2 separate regions of the Mus musculus genome follow, and region 1 is linked to region 2. The links are chromatin loops, found by intact Hi-C in ENCODE. Cell type or tissue: heart. All regions are shown on one strand. Each heading gives the region's core, and the rest is flanking DNA. Links, peaks and the distances in the headings are about the cores only.

The links. Peaks named below come from ENCODE experiments on the same cell type or tissue, not always from the same donor. Only the 100,000 strongest peaks of a DNase experiment are listed, where the experiment ranks them.
Region 1: it touches region 2 in a loop (2.7-fold over the local background); 1 of 42 quality-filtered maps calls a loop at or near these places.

The regions. Positions count from the first base shown.
Region 1 is chr5:77,567,676-77,573,052 of GRCm38, forward strand. No RefSeq gene overlaps it. Among named protein-coding and RNA genes, the nearest start is that of 1700017L05Rik, 100 kb to the left of the region's middle. In heart, for the core only: no CTCF peak of the experiment used is centred there; DNase peaks (open chromatin) are centred at 636 and 2,876; H3K27ac peaks cover 244 bases.
Region 2 is chr5:77,351,695-77,357,071 of GRCm38, forward strand. Igfbp7 (insulin-like growth factor binding protein 7) reads right to left here. Exons shown (of 5, transcript NM_008048.3): 2 at 3,868-3,977; 3 at 219-335. Among named protein-coding and RNA genes, the nearest start is that of Gm34648, 32 kb to the right of the region's middle. In heart, for the core only: a CTCF peak has its summit at 2,990 (motif pointing right); a DNase peak (open chromatin) is centred at 2,987; H3K4me3 peaks cover 718 bases; H3K27ac peaks cover 306 bases; H3K27me3 peaks cover 1,014 bases.

The sequences.
Region 1 (5,377 bases), core at 85-5,084, 220 kb after region 2:
TTGCTTTCTTCCTACATCCAAAAGCCTGGCATTTGCGATCACACCTGTTTACTCAACAGCTACTACATGTGGATGAAGGCTTGTCTGCCAAAAGGAAAGAGGGACATACAGTTTCCTGCTGTGGCCAATGTGTGAGCAAAGGGTCTTCGGATTCAGCATGGTCTGCTGCTTACTCCTGAAGGTACAGCTTCCTTCTCCAGGAACACAGGGTTGGATCGAACTTCTGACCCTCTCCGTGTAGACATGGGCACAGGATGAGCTCTTGACCCATCCTGCTAGCTCACTGCCTTCACCCCCTCCTGGACTCCTTCACATTGTCCCTCTAAGTCTTGTTTATTTTATTTTCGTTTGTTTGTTTGCCTATGCAGACTAAATTCTCTTGGAGCCTGCCGTCATTAGCGCCCTTGGAATTAACTTCAAGCCTCCTCTGAGTTGAGAAACCATTTCTCCCTCGCCTCCTCTCACCCCATCACAATATTCCAACCATGTCCAACATTCTTCTAGCAGGTTGCATTTAGAGAGAAAATGTTGATTCAGAAAATAAGGTCAGACTAACAAGCACGCCTTCTGCTCCTGACGAATTTCCCATTGTTCTTTTCTGTGGTATTGTTTTTATGTACCTCTCACTTCCAGCCTGTCTTGGGCTGGGTGCCACATTTCCAGTCTTGGGGAGAAGTATGCTTGAAAGAACACAGAAATAGATTAGAGAATGTTCTGTTTTCTCTGATAGTACAATGCCAGCTGCAGCCTTTGTTTCTGTGTATACTTCAGTTGTCCTTAGAGTCGGAGCACTTGTGTGTTGCTAAGTCTGCCATCCTCTTGTATTGTCAGGTGCCCATTATCGTGTGTGTGTGTGTGTGTGTGTGTGTGTGTGTGTGTGTGTGTGTGTGTGTTGGCAGAACTGAAATAAAAACATGTAAGCAACGTGTGAATGTTGGTTAATACAATAGAAAAGCTTGGAGCCCAGGTGGCATTTCTAGAGGCCCTTTCTTTGTGAAATGAAGGAGCGGTTGTCTAGGGTGGTGATTGTGTTAATGTTTATTGCATTGTTTTGTATGTCAGGTGATGATAAAGGTTGCCTTCAAATACATTTGACAGTATGCAGTACTTCTATAAGAGTGTAAATGTATTTTAACTTTCTGATAACAGAAGAAATCTTAGTTCTTCAACATGGCTCCCCTCAGTCTGGCCACACTTAGGTTCGAGGCTACTTCCAGTTGTACCATTTCTGATTAGCCTTTGCCTGAGTGTACTGCCTGTAATAGCTAGGAAAATGAAGTTCCTTTAACAAACATCCCAACAATATGTTCTCATTCAAACACTACTGAGCTTTCTTATACTCCGACCTGTCCAAGATAGAAGATCCTGGTGGGCAGATTTCTCCTGTTTCTTTTTATCCAGTCTGGGAACCCATGTCTGGACCCAGTTTCACTTCAGTCAGTCCTCTCTGGGAACATACTCGCAGCCATGCCTGGGATCTGTTTCCTAGGTGACTTTCAGTTCCTTTGAGCTGACAACCACCACTCTCATTGTCTAGATTGGACCTAGCCATCTTTATTTCAGCCAATCAGAGAGCAAAGCGCTCATGAGGCTTACATGTAAGGCTGCTAGTCCTGAACTTCTCATATTACTTCAATAGCTTGAATTTTTCTGCTACGTGGCCATACTGACTGAATAATTGCTGCATAATTAAGATCTGGTCACGGTGAGGAGGAGGAGCATGTGGATGTCGAATAGTGTTGGTTGACTCCTCCATGGCTATGGTTTGACCATGGTGCTCCTCTCCAAACCTTCTGGTAAAAGTTGATTCCCAGTGTAACAGTGTGGAAAGGTGATGAGACATTTGGATAAAGGATTCATGTCGCATTGCAAGGATGGAGCTAATTATCAAGGATGTAAGTTCCTGCCCTGACAGGGTTGGATTCATCACCGCGAGGACAGGTTGTCCTAAGGAAAGGATGGGTCTCACCTTGTCCCTCTTCTGCAGGCACTGCTTCCATCTCCATTGTGTTTCGAGGTTGTGATATGACACAATGCCTTCACTGAATACTTCTGCTTCACATCTTGGATCTTCATCCTTCAGACGATGAGCAAAAACAAACCTCTGTTCTTTATGAATCACCCAGACTCCTGTGTTCTGTTACAGCAACAGAAAATAGAGTATACCAGACCCACCCTCTTCTGCAACTGTGTCCTTTGCTTCCCCAGATTCCCCAGGCTACTTGGTCTTCAAGCTTTAGCTCAAAAGCATCCTCCTGGTCCCAGGCTAGTTGCCATGACTTCTCATTTCCTCTGCCTTCCGTTTAGGACTTCTATTATATCCCCTATTTAATTCTGCCTTGGGCTCTTACACATTGGCCTTGTCATCGATAGCCACATTCCTCTAGGAAATCAGTTTGAAGTGGTGGGGGAAAGCAAGAGTGTATCATCACAAGGGCCTGGATTTAAATGAGCCTTGCGGTTTTATAGCCATGAAGCCACACTCATTTTCCTCAATTTAAGAACAGCTATAGTTCAGCCTAATGTACACTGTTACATAAAAGAGTAGTAAGGGTGAACCCAGTTAGCACCTGACCTTTCCTTGTAGAACATAATAGACATTCAACAAATCCCAGTGCTCTTGTGCCTTCTGTCTCTTCTACAGCAATTTCCCCTTCCTTGGTGTTTTAACGAAGCAGAGCTGAGTTTAGCTCTGTTTTCCATCCTTCATAGTATGGCAACAGCGCAGGCCTGAGTCCAGAGCACGAACTGGAATAAACAGCACCGGCAGCAGGAGTCAGGGCAGACGAGGCCACTGGAATTGCAGCAGTGTGTTGGCTGTGCAGGCATTCACTCAGCTCTGGAGGACTCCCTCCTTCTCTAACGAATTGTGTTAGCTCCAGCCAAGCTTGAAGCTGCCTCCAAAGGACCTCTGAGAATTACATTACACCAAGAACCGGCTGCTTCATTTCAGATAAGGCCAGAGGCAGCAGGCAGGGCTCAAACCACTGCTGCCCCCAAGTGACCTACTTAAGCCTCCATTATGGCCTGAAATGTGTCACAACGTAGCAACGCACTCAGTCTAGATTTATCCTGATGCCGACACTTGTTCAGATGCTGCTCCGGGAAGTAATACTTTGGCCTTGACCATTTGTCGGGGTGATGTAAAAACAAAGAGATGTGGAGTTTTCAGGGGGTCATTGTTCCTATATCGTCACCCCCAAGCCCATAGAACATCATTCTTGCACCTGACTGGGAATGGCCCAGGGTGAGGAGTGACAGAGAACAATGGCTAAGAGCAGGAGGGATTTCTAGCTGTGCCACTTAGTTTGAACAGAATTCTTACAACGTTGCCCCTGATTCATCTTTGAGGGATAACGGATAAATAAAAGTGTACATATTTAAGTATTTAAGGTGTGCCATGTGATATATATATATCACCATATATATATATATATATATATATATATATATATATATATATATATATATATATAACCATAATCAAACTATTAACATATCCACCACTTCACAAAGTCATTCTGTGTGTGTCAGAGTAGTCAAGATCTACTCTATCAACAACCTAATATAAAATGAATGATTCCTAACTATAGCCACCATGCTGCTCATGGATCCAGTCTACCTAAAGGTTCGTATTCTTTGAACTTCACTCCTTTCTCCACATCCAGCTTCTGCAATGCCGTCCTGTGACTGGACAGTTTAGGATACCACACATTAAGGCAGGTCAGGCAGCCTTTGTCTGTGTCTGGCTTGTTAATATTGTATCCTCCTGGTTCATTAATGTTGCTGAAAGTGACACACTCCTCTCCTTCACAAAGATGATGAGATGCTCCATGCATACACACATCACATTTCCTTTATCCTTTCCTCCATCAGTGGGCACTGTGATGCTTCTCAGGTGAATAAATAATGCAGTGAGTGTACAAATGCAGGCACCTCTTTGACGTTCGGATTTTCTTTCCTTGGAATTGATACTCACAAGAGAAATTGTGGCACAGTATTGAGGTGACTTTCTTATTATAGTTGTGATTTAAATTCTCTGAGGAGCCTTCTTTTTGATTCTCCATAATGGACCCCCACACTTACAGTCCCACTAAGACCAGCGTGTCCTTCGTGCCACTCTCAGAGACACTTGTCACCTTTCTTGTGGTAATAGCCATTCTAACAGGTGCGGGAAGACATCTTACTGTGGTTTTGGTTTGCATTTATTTGGTTGCTCCTGATGTTGGCTGTTTGCATATCTTCTTTGAAAAAATATCTGTCTGGGCCTTTTGTATTATTACATAAATTCTATTTATAAAATCAGGTTACTATAGGGATGGAATGATGGTTTGTAGTTAAGAGCACTTACTGCTCTTGCAGCGGATTGGGGTTTGTATCTTGGCACCCACATGGTGGCTCACAGCCATCTTCAACTCCAATTCCAAGGGTACTGATGGTCTTCTCATCTCTATAGGCACCACACTGCATGGGTTTGGAACACACTTGTGTTTGCATGCAAATGCTTATACATCCAAAATAAAAAATCAGGTATTATTACAATCTTTTGCTATGGAATTGCCATATATATGTATGGCATTAACTCACTCTCCACCCCTCTATATGCCACTAAATAGGTAATGTTTGAATAATTTTGTTTGAAACCTTATTACATACTGTCTTAGTCAGGGTTTCTATTCCTGCACAAACATCATGACCAAGAAGCAAGTTGGGGAGGAAAGGGTTTATTCAGCTTACACTTCCATACTGCTGTTCATCACCAAAGGAAGTCAGGACTGGAACTCAAGCAGGTCAGGGAGTAGTAATTTAAGTATTAAATTAGTACATTTATTGGGAACTGAGACAAAGAAGAGCTCAATTTGAGGATAAAAACAATCTGTACTATATAGCAGGCTCAGCTTAACAAAAACATTGGAGGAACCAGGCTTGATAAACATGTGGACCTATTTTCAACAACAGAAGGAAATGAATGACACCTAGGATTCTGGAGTGAACATTGCTGACAACCTGGTGGTCCTTTGCTTTCTACTAGGGGCCAGCTTCCACCGGAATCCTCCCAATATCGTGAACATTGCTTAGGCCCTGATCCAGGGCTCTGTCCCTTAGTGAGTAGAACTCACCCCTACGAAAGAAGCCACACCTATTTTCCATCAATAGGATCTATCCTTGTGCTTATTACACATTGTTCCTTCCTAGGCCCTAGCTCTGAGCTCTGCTTATCAGCCAATAGAACTCATTCTTGTTAAGCTATGCCTAAAGCTTTATTGTGGGAACTGACACATGGAAACCTTTTCAAGTTTTACTGCGTTTACATGTGTAAGAAGAATAAACTGTGGGGTCAGTCTCTGGGAGATTTTGACCTGGTGCCTGCAAAGAT
Region 2 (5,377 bases), core at 155-5,154:
TGCTTTGAACTTAGGCAAGCAGGATTCTCTTAATTCTTTTTTTTTTTTTTTTTTTTAAACAAAGTAACTTCAGTTCTTCCATTAGTTCCTGTAGCTGTATCTGTACGACCACAGCAGGGCTGCTTCGAAGAAATGGGAGGAGAATAATTTCAGGCAGGCGACCTTTGCCAAGCCTGGGTGTTCTGAGAATGAAACGGTTGCCAGCTCTTGCTACTTACCAGCACCCAGCCCGTTACTTCATGCTTTTCTGGACCACCCCGGGTCTGAATGGCCAGATTTTCCCGGTCACCAGGCAAGAGTTCTGTCCGCTGAACTCCAGAGTGATCCCTTTTTACCTGAGAAATCAGAAGGGGAGAGTCTTAGTTCTCGTATAAAAACATCAAGGTTGGAAATGCCCCATTCCCAGAATTGCACAAGGTGTTCACCAGACTTCATAATAAGATTAAATCTAGCAATTTACTCAATCTGTTCCTTTTCTGAATACTGAGCAAGCAGAATGGTTTCTTCCTGCCAATTTTACCTAAGCAACCTGGGTTTTGTTTTATTTTGTTTTGTTCTGAGACAGGGTTTCACTATGTAGCCCTTGGCTGGCCCGGAACTCACTATATAGACCTAGGAGATCAGTCTGCCTCTGTCACTCAAGTGCTGGGATTAATGGTGTGTACCACTCCATCTGGTTTTTAAGCAACATGATTTAAGCTTTTTTTTTTTTTTTTTTTTTTTTTTTCTGGAAAACTTGTGGAGTATGCATGGTCACCCTGCTTCACTCACTGGTGTCCGACGACAGTTTGATCCTTGGTACTGGGCCTTCTTTGCCTGCCTTGCTGTGTTTGACTGGCAAGCTGTCATGCAGTGTAGTTTGATGTTTGGGACCTTGTGGGCACTTCCTGTAACAACCTCATCAAAGAGAAGCAGCAGCTGGAGTCCAGAGCTGAGTCTAGTGCTTGCTCTGGGGGCTAAGGGAGCATGAAACAGTTCCCGCTGTCTATGTGTGATAAACCCTGCCTGTTTCTGTCCGTGCTATGGAGAGAGAGATTCCGAAGGCCGTGTACGAAGGGGAAATTCATCTCCCTCGGTTTACAGCCAATCCTTACTTCGTGTCTCTCCTTCCCTACCTATTTTAAAGGTTAAAGTATGTTAATAAGAACTTTGGAAAAGATGTGAAAAGAACACAGGGAAAAGTCTTTTTCTGTTGTTGTTGAACACATTTAGTTCCTCAGTTTCAGTACATATGTTTTAAGTTATAATAACCAAATTAAAAAAAATGACACGAAACAGTTTTCTTTAATTCTACCAAGGCCTCTTTAAGAGCCAAGCCAGTGTTTACTTCGATTGTCTTTGTCACGAGAAAGTCAGGAGTTTCCTTCTGTAATTAAGCAAATGCTAAGTTCAGGTTTGTCCCACGTCTCCCCCAATTCGGAGAGAAAAACCTGGTACTTAGGGTTTCAAATGGAAGCTATGAAGACGTGTATAAATAAGCATTTTTTTTCCTTGAATTTCCCAAGCAGCTGGTGCAACCGTCTATGTTAATAAAATAGGTAATGTTCTGGGAGGAGTGTTTGACTCAAAGGCTAGAGACTCTGCTAAGTCTCCCACACATCACTAGCACCTGTAATCTCAGAGCAGGGTAGGTGGAGACCCGAGGATCCTCCAGGCTAGCTGGCTAGCTCAAATCAGTGAGCTCTAGGTCAAAAAGTAGGGTGGAGAGCAATAGAAGATCCCCCACACCCTGACAAAAAGGATCTTTTTTTGGGGAGGGGGGGTTCGAGACAGGGTTTCTCTGTGTAGCCCTGGCTGTCCTGGAACTCACTTTGTAGACCTGGCTGGCCTCGAACTCAGAAATCCACCTGCCTCTGCCTCCCAGGTGCTGGGATTAATGAACCACCACTGCCCTGTGACAAAAAGAATCTTCAAAACAAAACAAACAAATAAAAAAGCAAACCCAACCCTGCTATCCACAAATGGCCAGCTGGGGCTGGGGGAGGCTCAAGGGGAGACCAAGAAGTCGTTTAGGTGTCTAGCTATTTTATTTTAATCTTTTTGCAAGATCTCTTTATATATAGTCAGGATGGCTTCAAACTCACCATCCTGTCTCAGCCTGCCCAGAACACGCGGCACCTGATGCCTAGCTCTAGAGTACTTTGGTTGCAGCAGATTCTTCCAAAAATCTTGCTATTGTAAATAAGGAATAAATAAGAAAAAGCGCCAATAACTACCGAATGCTATACATCTCTGGGTGCTGTTTCTTGTTAGCACCATTACTTAATGTTAATCCTCATTAATGTGCATATCTGAGTTTGGGTCTGCCCTCAGAGGCCAGAAGAGGGCTTTGGATGTCCTGGAGTGGGTGGGAGTCAGAGGCAGTTGTGAGCTTTTTCTTTTAGTCCCCTTTCTCCAAGCCCCTAGGTCCCCACCTCTGTCTGGTGTCTGGTGTCTGGTGTTCTAAGGGAAGCCATATAACTTCAAAGCCTCCCGAGGCCGACTCATTTCCCCTGGGACCCATGTGTATTTTGCCGGGGTGCCACAGACCTTATTCTCTGCAAGTTTCGGCAATGAGGCTTATAAACTTAAGTACCTCGAGTCACCCTGGCTTCTCATTTTGTAAATTCCATGGAGACCCCTTGAGAAGCAACAAAGCTTCTTGCCGGTTTTCCTTGAAAACTATCGGCCATGCTCTTCACAAGCCACTAACCGCAAATAAGCATTGGGGAACTTCAGCTGCCAGGGGGAAGGTTTAAATGAACACGTAGCCGACCACGTTATTGACATGCCTGACTCCCCGTCCACATCTCTTTCCGAAGCACAATTTAGAGGCAACATCCCATTATTCCCTTTAACGAAAGTTTCAGCTGCGAGGGATAGCTGTACTAGAACTGGGTCATCGGTCTGCTGTACTAGAACTGGGTCACCTCTGCCCACACCGTGGTCCAGGCGTTTCCTGGTAACCACACTCAAGCCAGGTAGTTTCCTCAGTGGCCGCATTCTTCTGGCCACACGGGGGCGCCAGAGGCTGCCAGGAACCATGATCTAGACTAAGGTTTCTCACTCGGCAGCTGGGAAAGCTTTGCTGCTTCGGAGGTCTGTGAGGATAATTCTGCCCTCTGCGGAGGAAGCTTTCTGAAGGAGAAAGTGAGGCCGAGAGATTGATAACAGAGATCAAGAATTCCAGTCCCGATCACATTTGGGTGCCCGGACGCTGGAACTGCCTTCTCTTTCTTTTTGCCCCTCGGCTATATGAACTGGAATCTGTTAGGATTCTTCTGACAATGGGGCCGAAACCCCCTCCCAGAGCCCCAGAGGTCTCCCCTCTGACCAGACAACAAGCACACAAAATAATTGAGACTATCCTCCATTTCTGAGCTTGCTGAGGAAGCAAACTAGCTAAAGAGGGGTGTCTGGCTTTGCTGTTTTATTAGCACGAGTTTGAAGATTCTTCCTTACTTCATAGCTTCCTGCCACCACAGACTGAGTGATAGCACCATGTCTTCCCTGCTGTGTAAGGGACTATAAGCCTCTGAACCTGGAAGCTAAAGCGAACCACCTTTCTTCCTCCCTTGAAAGTTTCTGTCGGGTAACCTTTGGTCACAGTAACCAAAAGCAACGAAAACAGTGGGTTTAGATATTCACCACGGTTCTTTGAGTTTCCCAAGCTCCCTGCTTGGACACTGCTACCCAAAGCAGAACTGGGCTGATGGAGGTCAGGAAAGATCCGTGCCAGTGTAGAGTGATACCAGCTGCCACAGGCTTCATGGTTGTGGGGCAGCCGGCAGTGGATGCAGACTGAGCTGTGCCATTCCCACCGCCCTGGGCCATGCAAAAAACGATTTCCGGCTTGCACGATGCTTTCCCGAGGCCTGCACTACTGACCTTGTTCCAGATGAGGACAGGGGTTGGGATCCCGATGACCTCACAGCTCAAGAACACCTTGGCACCAGTGACGTTCCAGATGTCCTTGGGGGGCGTCACTATGGAAGGACCTACAAGAGAAGCCAGAAAGCCAAGTCCATCTTTTTAGCTGCCCATCACCAGTCAGGATCTTACAAGGCAAATCCTTGTTTATGAGCCTCTCTCCTCTGTGGATTATCTGACGTGCATCTCAAAGGCCAGACAGACAGGCCTCTTCCTGTCGCCAGCGTGATACTGCAATCTTTCTAAGGAAGGCAAGGGCTGATATAAGCAAACCAGCAAACACAACAACAAATGCAATTAGTAGGAAAAAAGGTCTGTTTATCTAACAAAAATCTAGCAAAATTGCCTTCTTTTCCCCAGCCGAGCTTAAATGAGGTTTATTTCGCCAGCTGTTTTGCATTAGCTGGGATTTCTTTCTTTCTTTTTTTCTTTTTTTCCATTAACGCCAAGAAATTTCAGTTCTGAAATGCTGAATGTTTCACTTCCTTTGTGGACCGGCATCTTCACTTGGAGGTCAGTGCTAACAACCATTCCTTGTATAACAAAAGAAAAAAAAAATCTAAGAAGTTATTTTCAAGTGTGCTGAGAGCACTCAGGCAGGCTTGCTGGGGTAAGATTCAAGTGGGCTGTCCTGGGGATCGGCTGGTGGCACAGAAGGGGCCTGGCTGTCACCGAAGGTGGGGACAGGGTCTTTCTGCTAGTGGAGAAGGCAAATGCTCAAAGCAGTGGCTGCCTTCTGTTGGGACCAAGCCCCCAAAGAAAGGGCAGGAGGGGGCTAGTTTCAGGGTCCTCGGTGGCTGGGTTCCCAGCAGTGAGCATTGGTTAAAGGGACTGTGAGCAGATCTGAGGAAGCCAAGAGAGGCCAGAAGATACCTCCCCATTCTTGGTGTTCTGGAACCCAGTAATTTCCCTTCCTCCTGTGAGTAAAAATGCTATTATTACTCAGATCCACCCGTAGTGGGCATCCCTTTTGCTGTAAGCTTCTTTGGCTCTCTGTTCCTGGAGTTGGTAAACCATGGACTGTGACCCAAATTTGCCTTCCTAGTTATGTCTGTATGGCCTCCAAAGATCAGTCAGTTCAAATGTTTGGGGAAAATTAAGAGAATACTATTATTTTGTGGCATGTGAGAACTAGAAGATATTCTCATTTACTGTCCATAAATGTCAGTGGAACAGCTTCATTCACGCGTTCACAGAGTGTCTCTGTCACCCTGGTGGGACCACGTGGTTTGTATTCCAGACTGTGTGACCTAAATATTGTAGATCTGGGCCTTCACAGAAGGAAATGGCTGATTCCAGCTTTAATCCACAGAAGAAAGAGACTAATGTGTAAGCAAGGACCAGGAGAAAGACTCAGAACTACAAGCCTGCTCAGTTTCTCTTGAGCCCGGATGAGCAAAGTCAGCAGGTGATTTCTGCTTTGGCCCTGAAACTCCCACTTCTCACATCAACAGATATGGAAAGAGTC